Linked DNA regions of Homo sapiens: region 2 is linked to region 1. A link is an interaction called in ENCODE POLR2A ChIA-PET data of the cell type or tissue named here. Cell type or tissue: Panc1. All regions are shown on one strand. Each heading gives the region's core, and the rest is flanking DNA. Links, peaks and the distances in the headings are about the cores only. Region 1 holds the start of LOC107985809 (a long non-coding RNA gene). Region 2 has its middle 89 kb from the start of LINC01121.

Region 1 (6,882 bases), core at 1,679-4,178:
ACACAGCAAATCAGGCCAGCTGCATAATCTGTGGCACCTGGTGCAAAATGAAACTGTGAAGCTCCTTGACCAAAAATTGTTCAGAATTTTAAGATGATGACTGTAGAGCATTAAGCCAAGTGCAGGCCCATCTGAGGGCGGGGCCTTGTACTGCCCAGGCTTCATGTCCATGAAGCTGGCCCTGCAACAAATCCAGGAGCTCCTCCTAGCTTGGGCATGGCACATCAACTCACCACTCATACATCTGAACTCCTCAGTGCACCTGGGACTCAGGGACAGAGGAGGAAGGGAGGCATCAGGCTAACAGCAGCGTGGGAAGAAGGCTTGCTGGCAGGACCTGTGTCTGTGCCCTCAGGGGAAGCCCACCACCCCCGGCTGGAAATGTTCAACACAGTCTGTGTTTATCCCACCCCATTGTCGTGATGCGTGACTAAGACCTGCCTGCAACTCTACACTGGGTGTGCGCAGGAGGAATCAACCTCGCCATGACAATATTTACTTCACTGTTGCCCCGGGGAACTCTACATTCTGAGAATGGCAGGGCTTTTTTTTTTTTCTCAATCTTTACCCTCAGGGGCAGCTTCTTTGCCCCCTGAGAGTGTTCTGGTTTGAAACAAGAATGGGGTGCACCCCAATGGGAGAACGAACACCCAGGGAAACCCAAGACCTTCAAACTTTTACTGTGTCCAAGAACGGGGAGGGGAAGAGGATACTTATGCTCAGTTCCATTTGCCCAACAGCATTGAGCTCGTGAGTGTTTTGTGTGTCTCCTCTGAGCTCTTTGAGATGAGAGCAGGGTCCACACCTTGCCTTTCATCTCTGCCCCTCAGCCTCTGGGCCATATGAAGGTGCTCAGTTTACAGAACAGAAGAGGAAGGGAGGAACGGAGGCCAAGAGGTCACTCTCTTATGCTAAGTACTTTGGGCCTTACGAGCTGGGCTAGAGGGTGGTGAGTGACCAGGGCCTGGGAAAATCTGCTCTTCCTGAGACCCATTCATCCTTAGCTCCTCAAGGCAGACCCTGCTGGCTGGAATTCAGGTGTCGACTTTTGCCAAATACTTTAAGAGGAATAAACATTTAACAGCTTTGTGAAGTTCCCCACAGAGGCACCAAGGTTTTCCTAAGGATTTAGTCTGTCGTGAGTGCATAACACCTAAGAAAACTCTGCTTTTGAGGGTGATGTCCCAGAAAAGCCAGATAAGACAGGGAGATGAGCCTCCTGTTTGCGGGTGCCTGGAAACATAATGTCCTTTTGCTGTATGTAGATACTTCTATTCCCTTCTCATTCTATTCCCTTCCATTCCCTTTGTGGCAATACATTTCCTGAAGTGATTTCTGTGTGTCAAACCCATCAACCTACATTACTGGAATTATTGTACAGGTGTTACTTTGATAACATAAACTGATATATCTAACTTACATAAAGGAGGCATAACAAAGAAAGTAATTTGTTATAAATTGAAATACTACTTTATTCTATGTAATACATATGTGATACATTGTTATACATGTCATGTGTTAAATGTCAATGTTGTATATCTTATATATTAATATTTCACATATATACCACATATATTTCACATGTGTACCATATATGTGAAATATATTAATAGATATGATAGTATTTCATTGATTTAAGTTACTTAGAGATAACTTAGATTTCCTTTTTCCAGAGTTTCAAATACCTTCTGTCCTGATCAGTGCCTTGATGTCACAGGCACCCACTGAAGAAGAGAGGTTTCGTTTTTCAGCTGGTGGCTTTATCAGATCACTAACCATTCTATCCCATTTTAATGTGACACAATTACATAACAGCATATGTCAACAAATTATCATTTGCTCTTTATCTTTGCTAATAGCTTACCAGTACTCATTTCATCTGTAAGGAAGATTAGCTGCAAAGTACTTCATGTCTTTACGGACGGGGCAGGTAATGGAACACATATGCACAGCAGCCAGTGTCTCAGGGGTGACCACGACAATCGCAGCCGTCTCCATGGTTTTAGCCAATTTACGGAACTGAGTAGTAAACAGAACTTGCTACAGGACCAACTTGATACTCTACTACTTTCTTTTTTTTTTTTTTTTTTTTTGAGACAGGGTCTAACTCTGTCACCCAGGCTGGAGTGCAGTGGCACAATCTTGGTTCACTGCAACCTCCGCCTCCCAGGTTCAAGTAATCCTCCCACCTCAGCCTCCTGAGTAGCTGGGACTACAGACGCCACCACCATGCCCGGCTAATTTTTGTATTTTTAGTAAAGATAGGGTTTTGCCATGTTGGCCAGGCTGTTCTCGAACTCCTGACCTCAAGTGATCCTCCCACCTCGGCCTCCCAGAATGCTGGGATTACAGGCATGAGCCACTGTGCACCACGCCCGGCCAATTCTCTACTACTTTCTTCATGACTTAAAGTTTTCAGGCTTGGAGGGGTTGGGGGATTTTCTTCAAACAAGGCACTCAGTATCCATAATTGCCAACCTATACCCCACCTCCACCCACCCCACTACTTCTGAACTTTGTTTTCTCCACTGTTAACACTCATCTCAAATTAGAGATATCCTCTACATACAGAAAAAGGAGCAGACTTTTGGTGGCCTCTCCAGTATCACCCCCTCCATTGCTTCTTGGTGAATAGTGCCTACCTCCCATCATGAAGGTTCCATGCAGCAGTCTGGGCTTGGACATGTGACCCAGTCCTGGTCAATGGGACCTGGGGGGAAGTAGTCTTGGGGCTTCTGGGAAAGATTTCCCTCTTTGAAAGAACAGCAAGGGGAAACGGCAATTCCTGCACTTGGGTGTGGAGCATGGTGACTAAGAAAATGCACACACTGAGGATGATGGAGCAGGGAAATGGCAAGAGCCTGGGTCTTTAATGTTGTACCAAGTCTCTGCAGTGCCCACTCCTGCTCTTGCCCTGCCCCTCCGCTTCTTGTCACGTGAGCTCCTAAATGCCCATGTTGTTCAAGATGCTTTTGGCTTTGCTTTTTGTTTTTTTTGTTTGTTTGGCTGTGTTTGAGATGGAGTCTCAGTCTGTCATGCAGGTTGGAGTGCAGTGGCGTAATCTTGGCTCACTGCAACCTCCGCCTCCTAGGTTCAAGTGATTCTTGTGCCTCAGCCTCCTGAGTAGCTGGGATTACAGGCACGTGCCACCATGCCCGGCTAATTTTTGTATTTTTAGTAGAGATGGGGTTTCGCCATGTTGCCCACGCTGGTCTCAAACTCCTGACCTCAGGTGATCCACCCGCCTCGGCCTCACAAAGTGCTGGGATTACAGGCGTAGCCACCGCACCTGGCCTTGCATTTTGTTTTGAGAGCATCCCTCCCAACGAAGAGCATCCATTAATTAACAACATACAGAGTAGATGAAGGACCTTGTATAGGGTACTAACAGGGGGGATTAAAAGGAAACCGAAAACATTTATCTCTTTCAATGAGATCATAATCTATTGAGATAAATAAAATATACTACAAGTGCAACATGAGAATGACTGCCCAGTGTCACATGTTCATGTGCAAAGTGCCACAGTGTAGGCTAAATAGCAATGGCAAAAATATTTGCAGTATTGACTTAGGTTATCTGTTTTCATCAGAATGTTTTCACACTATCAACACTATTAAGAGAGCACCAAAGAAAAATATAAAATGCACTCCCTTTTCTTGCGCGAATCTGCTTGAAAGTTGACATTGCTATCTTTTAAATCACCTACTCTGATATTGTTTCAGGAAGTGCTGGGACATAAAATAGTTCTCAGAAATAGAAATTCACCCATAAAGCCTGCTGAACACGTACACTGTTTCTGATGTCAAATTTGCAAGCACTTTCTCTATTTAAGAATTTATTGCCATCAGATTCATGATCTCCACCTGATATGTAGGGAGCACATCATAGGCACCTTCATGGTTTTTTAAACTTGATCTGTGGCTGAGTGGTTATTCAGTGTTAGCACAAATGCAAATTTGATGGTCAAAACTAATAATTTCATAGATTTCTGTTTTCTTGGAGGCCACTTCTATTAGGTGTTCGTGGAAATGGTGACAGAGTATAGGTTCAGGTTTGTGTTACACAGCAGCAATTATGGTGACAGCTTTGGCTCAAACTTTCAAAGTTTGGTGAAATAAGCCTCATTTGGCCTTACTATCTTCCCAGAAATACCATGAAATAGTACTATGACCTAAATTCCCCTAGAGGAGTTGCAAGGAGACTGGCTGCTGGAGGGCAGCTCTACACCAAAGAGCATCAGGACTTGACCGGACCCCTGTCTGGTGGAGGAGGAAGTGAGAATAACAGGAGGTGTTTTATAGATGCTGGTATTTACACTGTGGGCACACAGCCTAGAAGGGGACTCAACTGTAGAACACAAGACCTACATGAACTCCAGAACCTTCCACCGATCCCTTCTGCTGCCTCAATTTCAAGTCCCTCACCCCAGCTTTCTGTCTGCCCCACCTTTAATCCCATTTATCTCTCTCACTCATCCTCTGGAGGGGGCATGTTCATTCCTGCTTACCTGCCTGTGCTCATGGGATGCCCCCTGTCTGGAATGTCCTCCCTCATCCCATTTTCCTTCTTTTATTTATTTATTTATTTATTTATTTATTTATTTATTTTTTCAGACAGGATCTCACTATGTCGCCCAGGCTGGAGTGTAGTGATGCAAATACGGCTCACTGCAGCCTCAATCTCCTAGGCTCAAGCAATCCTCCCATCTCAGCCTTCTGAGTAGTCATGACTACAGGCATGCACCACCATACCCAGGTAATCTGTTGATTTTTTGTAGAGATGAGGTCTCACTGTGTTGCCCAGGCTGGCCTTGAACTCCTGACCTCAAGCAATCCTCCTGCCTCCCAAAGTGTTGGGATTACAGGGGTGAGCCACCATACCTGGCCCCATTTTCCTTTTGCATCTCTACTCTTTGCTTTTTCTTCACTGCCTAGTTGAAGCCCTGTCACTTACAGACTATCCTGGCTCTCATTGAACTCTCTCTTCTCATAATAATAGTAATTATCATGTATTGAGCATGAAGGATATGCCTGGCAATTTACACACACGATTGATTGATCATCCTTGCAGTGCCCTTTGCAGGTAAGTAATCTGAAGAAGTTAATGTCCTGAGAAGTTTTACCTGACTTGCAAGAAACCATGCAGGTCAAAAGTGGCTGAGCCCAGATTCCCAGCAGGTCTCTCTGGCTCCAGCTGTTCCCATTCCTCTATCCTGCCTCACTGCACAAGCTTCAGGGCTAATATGCAAACAGCTTTGCCTGCGTGGAGAGAGAAGAAATAGAAGTTTAGCCTCACAGAGTGCTAAATCCTCCTAAGTCATAGGCATACATTGTGCTGTAGTAGACAGCATGAGTGTGGGGGTGGGTTCTGGAAATGAAAGTCCATTATGATGGGATGGGGTTTTTCTACTCTCCATAGGCTGCTTCCATCCCTTCCCACCTTGGAACCTGGTACACACTGTCGAAAGGGCCCTTGGTAATGCAACTCAAGGAAGAGGACAATTAGAGCTCTTTAGCGAAATGATGCTCAGGTTGTCTTGCAGGTGTTCCACCTCTAGGAGCTAAAGGCCCCAACCCACTCAGAAAAGAATGAGATGGAAGTGAAAGGCTGACAACATTTATCAGAGCTAGGGAGAGGCTGTTGGACGCAAGGATTAGGAGACAAAGGATTAAAGTGAAGAGACTCCATAGACAGTAATGACTTGGTTCCTCAGGATAGACAGAGGGATAGCCCATGGGGCTACCCAAAGAGCCATGATCAAAGAAAGAATCTGCTGATATTCCACGCATTCTCAATAGAGGCTGAATAGGCAGGGGAGCTACTCCTGAATTCTCATTCTAGTACAGGCGGTGGGTGAAAGCTCTACTTGAAAAAGAAGAGTTGTTTGTTTGTTTGAACTGTTGTATATTTAGTTTAAGTGTCAGGAAAAATTGTCCTAGACTTGAAAATTGGCAAAAGAGATGACTGGGTGTCCTTCGAGTGGGCACTGCATGTAACTGAGTGGACCATCTAGGGATTCTCTGACCCAATAGGGGAATGCTCCTTTGATTGTCTGTCTGTTGACTCAAATTAACAGTTTTGTAGAGGTAGAAGTTAAATGGTAGAAAATTTTTAGATGCCAATGATTTGAATCTATAGGAGTCAAATAAAATTTTTCCAATAACAATTATTCCCTCCTTGATTGATAAAATGATCTCCAACATCATTACACTTTGTTGTGTTACAGGATAATAACTAGTTTTGCAAATATTTAGCATATTTGGCTCAGATTTCTGATTTCGTGCGTGTGTGTGTGTGTGTGTGTGTGTGTGTGTGTGTGGGTATAACAATACATATAGAGGACGCGCCGGCGCTGAGGGGTTGGTGCAGCTGCTGGAGCCGTGCAGAAAAGAGAAGCGCCAAAAGAGGCAAACTGAGATGAAGACAAACGATCATCTGTATGCTGATCATTTTGATAAGAACGAAACCTGTCAAAAAATACTACCCTGAAAACTTCATAAATACTATGGTGTGAAGAACCCTCTGTTTATCTTCAGTTTATCATCAGATGTCTTAGGGAGGTTTGATAAAGAACAGCAGGAAACCAAAGCGATCGTCATGGCAGACGGGAGGCAGGACTAGATTGCAGCTCCAACTCAGAGGGACAGAGCAGTATGCAGTGGCTTGCATCGTGAATTTTAGCTCCAGAACTACTGCAGGAATAGACCAGGAAACCCGAGAGGACCCACAGACCCTCTGAAGGAAGCAGACTGCTCCTGCAGGACCCAGGAGACACCCCAAAGACTGTGAGTGCCCAAACTGCGGAAGTGGGAAAGGGAGATCCTCTGCCCCTGAACACACACCCCGACTAGGGAAACTGAAGGTCTAGTTTGCAGAAGATT
Region 2 (6,882 bases), core at 1,485-3,984, 200 kb after region 1:
GACTTTAAGGAAAGCTACATCTATCAGGCCCTTCCTGCACTCCCTAATCTCACAAGCTCTTTGTAAAAATTCTCAGAGCCATGGTGCTCTTTTTGGCATTTGCAGTGAACACAGAATCCAAAACTACTTTCTGTTACTGAAATAAACCCTGATTCCCAAAGAAACAGGTCTTTTGGACAGCATCGGATTCCTTCCCTTGCTATTGCCAGTTGCTGTTTTTCTTTACTTTGTAACGTTCAGTTTTTCCCACAGTTTGCCACTCTGGAAAAAATGTGGAAACGGGGCTCTCATATGTTTGAGATGGAGAGCAAACTCCTGCTGGAAAAAATGAAATCTCCAACCTGGAGCCCCAAGCCTGAGTCAAACTTTCCACTGAATCAAGATCTCTACTTACAACCTGAGAGGCAAAATTAAGTTGTAATATTCCAGCAAATAGCTGCAGCCATTCAGAATGCTACTCCTGGCTCCTTGGCTGGATCACAAACCAATGCAGAGGCAAATTTAATTACCTGTCAGGAACTAAATAAAAGGTTTGCTTCATCTAATATTCCCAGTGTGCAGGACAGCTATGAAAACAGTCTGACGCTCAATCGATTTGCTGTTTACAGAGGCCCAAAGAGGCTCTGAGACACACAAGTGGGCTACTTGAAGCTTGCGCTAGTTTAAATATTCTTTAGTGTATTTGCCAACTGCTCCCTATTCCTGAGCTACACTCAAAGCCACTGCCTATCCCCAAGGGCTCTTCCATCTGTTCCTTAAAAATATTCCACGATCTTTCCTTTCAGATGTCAAAAATGGCTGGTAAGGCAAGTCCCACTCCATTAGATTACCCACAGCAGAATGCTCATCTCCTGCAGAGAGAATCTGGCTTTCTGAGGTCCACTGCCAACTCAGCAAGAGTCCAGGCTGCCTTTTACCTCTGGCAGCATCGGCCATCAGGGAGTCAGGGCAGAAAGGATGTTTTTGCACCAGGAAACTTTGATTAACAAGGCTAAGTTCACATCCATTGCTCTAAACCTCAGTTTCCCCAACTGTAACCTGGGGAAACCTGCCCTGCCCACTCACAGGGTTGTAGTGAGCCTAAGTGTGATGATGAGCCCAAAAGACCTGGGCTGATGTAAGGAGGTGTTACTGCTGATTGATACGTGCAATGGCGTTTCATTGTCTGGAGGTGGAGAGCCCAAGGCTGGGGGAGGAGCAATTTCTATCTTCATGGAAGTTGTAAATGGCAGCTGTGAGCAGCACACGGAGAACACAGAGGAAGGGCAGGGCCTGACTGTGATGGGAGATAGGCAGGACACAGCCAGCTCCCAACAGAGCTTCTCCTCCAAGGCTTTGCAGAAAGCAGAGTCAGTCCACAGAATTGCTTGAGAGAGCCCACTCAACTTGTTTAAGGTAAGACCCTGAAGATGCTACAAAAGCAGCAGTTTGTTGGAAATGAAGGGCAAAATCAAGACTGGAGACAGGAGCTTTAATGTTTTAGAATCATTTCTTCCCTGTGCCTAAAGTCAGAAGTATGGGTTTTTAGAGCAAGGACTCCATGTTGCTGTATCACTTGGACACGTTACTTAATGTTACTTAACTTCTCTGAGCCTCAGTTTCCTTACCTATAAAATAGATTTTGAAAAAAGTAAATAATCTTATAAGTGAAAATCATTATGTAAACAATTCTTGTACCATGACGGCTTCTGCCAGTTTTCACCTAGAAGCCTGGAGGACCTTGGTAAATAACTGGACTCATCTGTCCTCACTCTATCCTCAAGAAGTTTGTTCCAAAAAGGGCAGTGTATTAGTCTGTTCTCACACTGCTATAAAGAGCTGCCCAAGACTGGGTAATGTTTAAAGAAAAGAGGTGTAATTGACTGGCAATTCCACATGGCTGGGGAGGCCTCAGGAAACTTACAATCATGGCGGAAGGAGAACAGGCACATCTTATATGGCAGCAGGTGAGAGTGAGTGTGTTAAGCCCAGGGGGGATCCGCCATTTATAAAACGATCAGATCTCGTGAGAACTCCCTCACTATCACAAGAGCAGCATGGGGGAAACTGCCCCATGATCCAGTCACCTTCCATGAGGTCCCTCCCTCAACATGTGGAGATTATGGGGATTACAATTTCAGATGAGATTTGGGTGGTGACACAGAGCCAAACCATATCAGGCAGCTTGATGCCACCCAGGAGACACTGCAGACCTAGGTCAGTCTCCTCAACTCTGGGTCACTGGGCCAAGGAGACTTTTTCAACATAAAGGCCCCAAGCTCTTGGCATGTATGTCCTGGAATTATGAAGCATGGATTAAAGCGTGGGATCTCCCCATCCAGCCCCAAACCCTGACATCCAGGCACTATCACCACACCCAGCAGGGCTCCCAGGACCAGAGAGGCCTCCTGACCCTTTCTTCACACCCCTTAAAGACAGGTTCTGGAAGGTGCCTGACACAGCTGGGCTGGGACCAAAGTCTGTGGCTCAGTCACCTCTGCTGGCCCTTCTGTCATTGTAGGAGTCACAAGGGGCTCTATCCATATCCCCACCTCCTTGTCTCCCACAGATCAGCTTAAAGTATACTTTCTCTGGCCATAATCCCTAAGCCCTAGAAGGGACTGAGCACAACTTCACTCATCACCTGGCCCAACTCAGGGAGGGTCAAGTCACCCCAGCACTCCAGCTATAGCTAAGGATGAGCTAGATGAAAGCTTTTGGAGAGCCTCTGGCTTCTTTTTCTAAGAGTAGGGTAAAGAAAGATGCTCCCTGCAGCATCTTCAGTGATCTAATTATCAGGAGGACACCACATTTTAAATTTCTCTCCATGGTGGCTTTTTTCCAAGGCAGTGCTAATAAAATCTCTAACCCACGTGGAGCCCCCCACTGCTCATCAACTATTAGCTGCCCTCAGGCTGTACCAGTCTGTTTATATTATAAATAAAGGCTGAAATATGCAGCTTGCTCGGTGCAGGATCCTTGGGGGCCGTGGGGAGCGGAGCCAGCCCCCTCCACTGCCTGCCCACCCCAGGTTAGGGAGGGATAGCCCAGCAGAGGTTTTGCCTGAAGCCAGCTCCTTTGGACATTAACAAACCACTACAAGAACCTGCGATCAGTCCCTGGAATCCTGCTTTAATTATTTAGGAGGAAGAGTGTTTTTGCTTCCCCCAAGCTCTGCAGCCCCCCAGAGCCCCCAGAATCATTGTTCAATGCTTATTACCGCCGCAGGCCCGGGCACAGTGTTGCAGAGACCTCATTTCAATATTTACCACTTAGATCACTTAAGGGCTGTCAGCTTTAATAACATTTTATCAATTGGATACTTATATTATTCACGGCTTCATAAAAATAACAAGACCTGCCTTAGCATTTCAATCATACCCGGACTAATTTCAGTGACTGCTCAGGGATTTCGTTTTTATTAACATTTAGATCCGCTGCAACTGATTCTCTTCCTGGACGCATAGCACATGAGGTGGCCACCAGCAGGCTGTGGGGGCGCGTGCGGAGCGATCTGCCCTGGGCATGTGGTCAGGGAAGGCACGGAGTTGACACGCCAAGAGGCCAGGCTGAGATCCCGCCCCATTTGTGTGACTGTTCATGGTGGGTGGCCTGGCTCAGGGCTCTGCTGGGGGAAAACTCCCCCCTCTAGCCTTTGACAATCCGTTCCCAGCCTGGCCTCCTTCCTCCCAGTCCTGGGGCTTGCAGCCACAGTGACTATCTCCTGGGCTCTGAAAAGCAGCGCTGTACTCCACAGGGCTCCGCCTGGAAGGCCTCCTACCTGTCTTCCACCTGCAGATCCCTACTCAGCCTTCTGGGCCCACCTCCAAGGTCACAGCCATGAAGCCCTCTCCTGCTGCCCAAGAGCCAGCAGCATGGTCGGGGCTCAGGGTATGTCTGTGGAGGGAATGGCACCCTCCTTGTCCTTCTGGTCACTTCCCGCCCAGATTCTGATGTCCCTTTCTCCCCCAGGCACCAGAGTTCTGGCCTTTCCTGAAGCCACCATCACACGCCACTCTCCTTTCTCCATCCCTTAGGGGCATGGCATCGGAGCCTACTAGTAACTGCGAGGCAACTCCAGGCCTTTTGTCCGCTGTCCATCTTGGCAACACCCCTTGGAGATGCTGTCCTTCTAGAGGAAACACCGCCTCGCCCAGCAGCTGCCACATGTTCAGGAGTGGCTTGCTCTCTCCTTTGCTGCTCCCGGGCCCCAGGGTCTTCTTCAGCACCCCGTGGCCCCAGGCATGCTGCTGCTGCAGCTTCCTGCCTCCCTGGCCTTGCCTGCTCCTTTGCTCTCCAGTCGTTCTCCTCACAAAGGCCAAGGTTCTTTTATGTCACTCTCCTCTGGGAAGCTTTCAAGCTTCTTCAATACATTTTTATTGCTCTCGGAACCAAATCAAAAGTCCCCCTCTCCCAACCCCTTGCTCTGTGTGCCCCCACCCTCCGGCCTCACCATGCAGCCTTTCTCCCACTCACAGTTGGCTGGCCATCCTGGTCTTTCAGGTTCTCAGTCCACCAAGCCTGTTTCCCCCAGCACCTTTGCAATGACAGCCCTCCCAGGAAGCCCTTCCCACTGCTCCCCACATGGCTCACACTAGCCCCTGCTTCCATGTCACCTAAGAGAGACATTCCCCGATGCCCTCTCTAACGTGGGTTTCTCCCTCCAGCCCTGTCATTCTCTATCTTGGTCCCATTTGCTACCTCCATGGGATCGATCACCACTTGCAATTTTTAAACTTCTTTGTTGATTTGTTCTTCTCCACGAACTCAGAGACTGTAACTGGTGCATAGTAGTTGCTCAATAAAAATGAATTGACTGAACGAATGAATTTATCCACTTCCTTAATCCTTTTCCCTTATGAGAATTCTCCCCATCAGCATCTTTCCTTCTCACATCATCTTGACTGTCTGTGCTGATAAAGGGAGTTTGACTCCTATGGGCCACTCGCGTCACTGGTAAATGTTCAGACTAGTGTCCACGGTCCACAGACAGGAGCACAGTAGTTGAGGACAGCCTCCCTTGTCAGCTGTGCCTCAGTCTGTTCATCTGTAACTTGGGGTTAGTATTATAATATCTACTTCATAGGGTCATTATGAGGATTAAATGAGTTGATATATGTAAAGTGCTTAGAACAGTGCCTGGCACATAGTAAGTGCACGATAAATGCCAACTATTATTATAGTAAGTTTAGAATGGCCATCCCCATTTCCTACAGAGAAAATTGCCCCCCAACACACACACATACACACACACTCCATTTATCACACCCTGTGGGTCGCAGGGAGGTGATTTAATGAAGCTGTGACTCCCTCACTTCCCTGCAGTTGCTGTGAATGGCCTTGGGGTGGGGATGGGGTGGAGGCTGGGTGAATGCTTCCCGCCGGCTCTCCAGGCAGATCTTCACATTGAGGGGGACAGGCTTTCTTGCAAGAAGGTACTTCTCATTCCTGCCTACCATCCCAAGGTAGACTCCCTGAATCTCCATAGAAAAAGCTTATTCTTTGCAATAGAGACTTAAGGAAAGTCAGTGTCCAGTAACTGCTCCCAGGAGAGGATTGCCACAGCTGCATGCCCCAGGGGGGCAACGAGTGCTGCTGGAGGGAAGTAGATGGGGAAGCCTGGGGCTGGCCAGATTCCAATGTCATTTTCTCCCCAGGCACCACTGCTGTCCTGGCTGGAGTCCTCTAAACAGAGGCAGATATTCCAGAGCTGCCAGGCTCCATTTGTGCCCCATAATCGGTACGGATTCTGTCAGTAAATTTGTCTATTGCTTGAAGCTTCTGTTTCTGTTAAAGAGATGTTAAATGCCTCCCAGGTGACTGGGCTGCAAGGTTTCCAGTCTCCCAGGGGCTGTGTGGGGTGTGTGTGTGTGTGTGTGTCTGTGTGTCTGTGGTGGGGGAGCTATGTGAAGTAAGACCTATCCATTTTGACACCCTGAGTTGCCTGGGTTCTGTCCTCCCAAGTGTTCTAAATTGCAGGAGAAATTGCCCTGACAGAACCTCCTACTGACAGACAGTGTCTTTTGTTACAGACGGAGGTGTTGATCCTTCTCTAATCAACAGCTTAATTAGGTCTGCCAAGATGAAAGAGCCATTTTTACTTTGGGAACTAATATTTATAGACAACCTTCTTCCCAGCCCCTGCACTGGAGGTGTTAACAACTTGAGGGCTAAATCAAATAAAAATTATAAAACTCATTACTTCACTCTACAAAAACCACTGGCAAACTCAGAACTCTGCAGACTGTAAGCTGCCCCATCAAGCAGCTTCATTCACTGCCATAGAGCCCAGCACAGATTCTGGCACATGGTGGGCACTCAGGAAGCATTTGTTGAATCTTGAAAGAGTGGAGAGTCAGTTTGGTGGCTTCCTTCTCTAGCAGAAAACACTATGGCATTGTGGTTAAGAGCTTGGCTTGAGAATTAGACAGTCCTGGAATTAAATCCTGGCAGCCTCACCACTCAGCTGTATGACCTTGGGCAAGTTGTTAAACATCTCTAAGCCTCAGTTTCCATGGCTGCAAAATGGGACAATAATAATACCTATAATTAGGGCTGTTGCCCTTAAAGCCTGTATGTAGCACAGTCTTTGGCACAGAGAAGTTCCTTTAGTATTGGCTACTTGGAGCAGAGGTGGTAGCAGTAGGGGTAGAAGTGACAAGTAAACCTCAGAGCCTCTATTGCTATAGGAAGGTCTCTGGGTAGCTTTTAAGTTAACTTGTTTTATAGACTGCTCAGTCCTGTTAAGAATGTATTAGGCTTCCTTATTTGGGAAATGAAAATTAAAACCACAGTGAGATACTACTTCATACCCACCAGGCCAGCTATAATAAAGAAAACTGGAAAATAACAATGTTGGAGAGGATGTTGAAAAATTGGAACTCTCACACGTTGATGGTGGGT

What was found. ChIA-PET counts read pairs that join two places held together with the same protein. Peaks named below come from ENCODE experiments on the same cell type or tissue, not always from the same donor. Only the 100,000 strongest peaks of a DNase experiment are listed, where the experiment ranks them.
Region 2: POLR2A ChIA-PET joins it to region 1 with 18 read pairs; 2 of 35 experiments call an interaction of 5 or more read pairs at or near these places.

Annotation. Positions count from the first base shown.
Region 1 is chr2:45,138,080-45,144,961 of GRCh38, forward strand. It overlaps LOC107985809 (a long non-coding RNA gene), which reads right to left and starts at 5,251. Exons shown (of 3, transcript XR_001739190.2): 1 at 5,124-5,251. In Panc1, for the core only: no CTCF peak of the experiment used is centred there; no DNase peak of the experiment used is centred there.
Region 2 is chr2:45,340,198-45,347,079 of GRCh38, forward strand. No RefSeq gene overlaps it. Among named protein-coding and RNA genes, the nearest start is that of LINC01121, 89 kb to the left of the region's middle. RefSeq lists enhancers at 3,038-3,856, 3,857-4,674. In Panc1, for the core only: no CTCF peak of the experiment used is centred there; no DNase peak of the experiment used is centred there.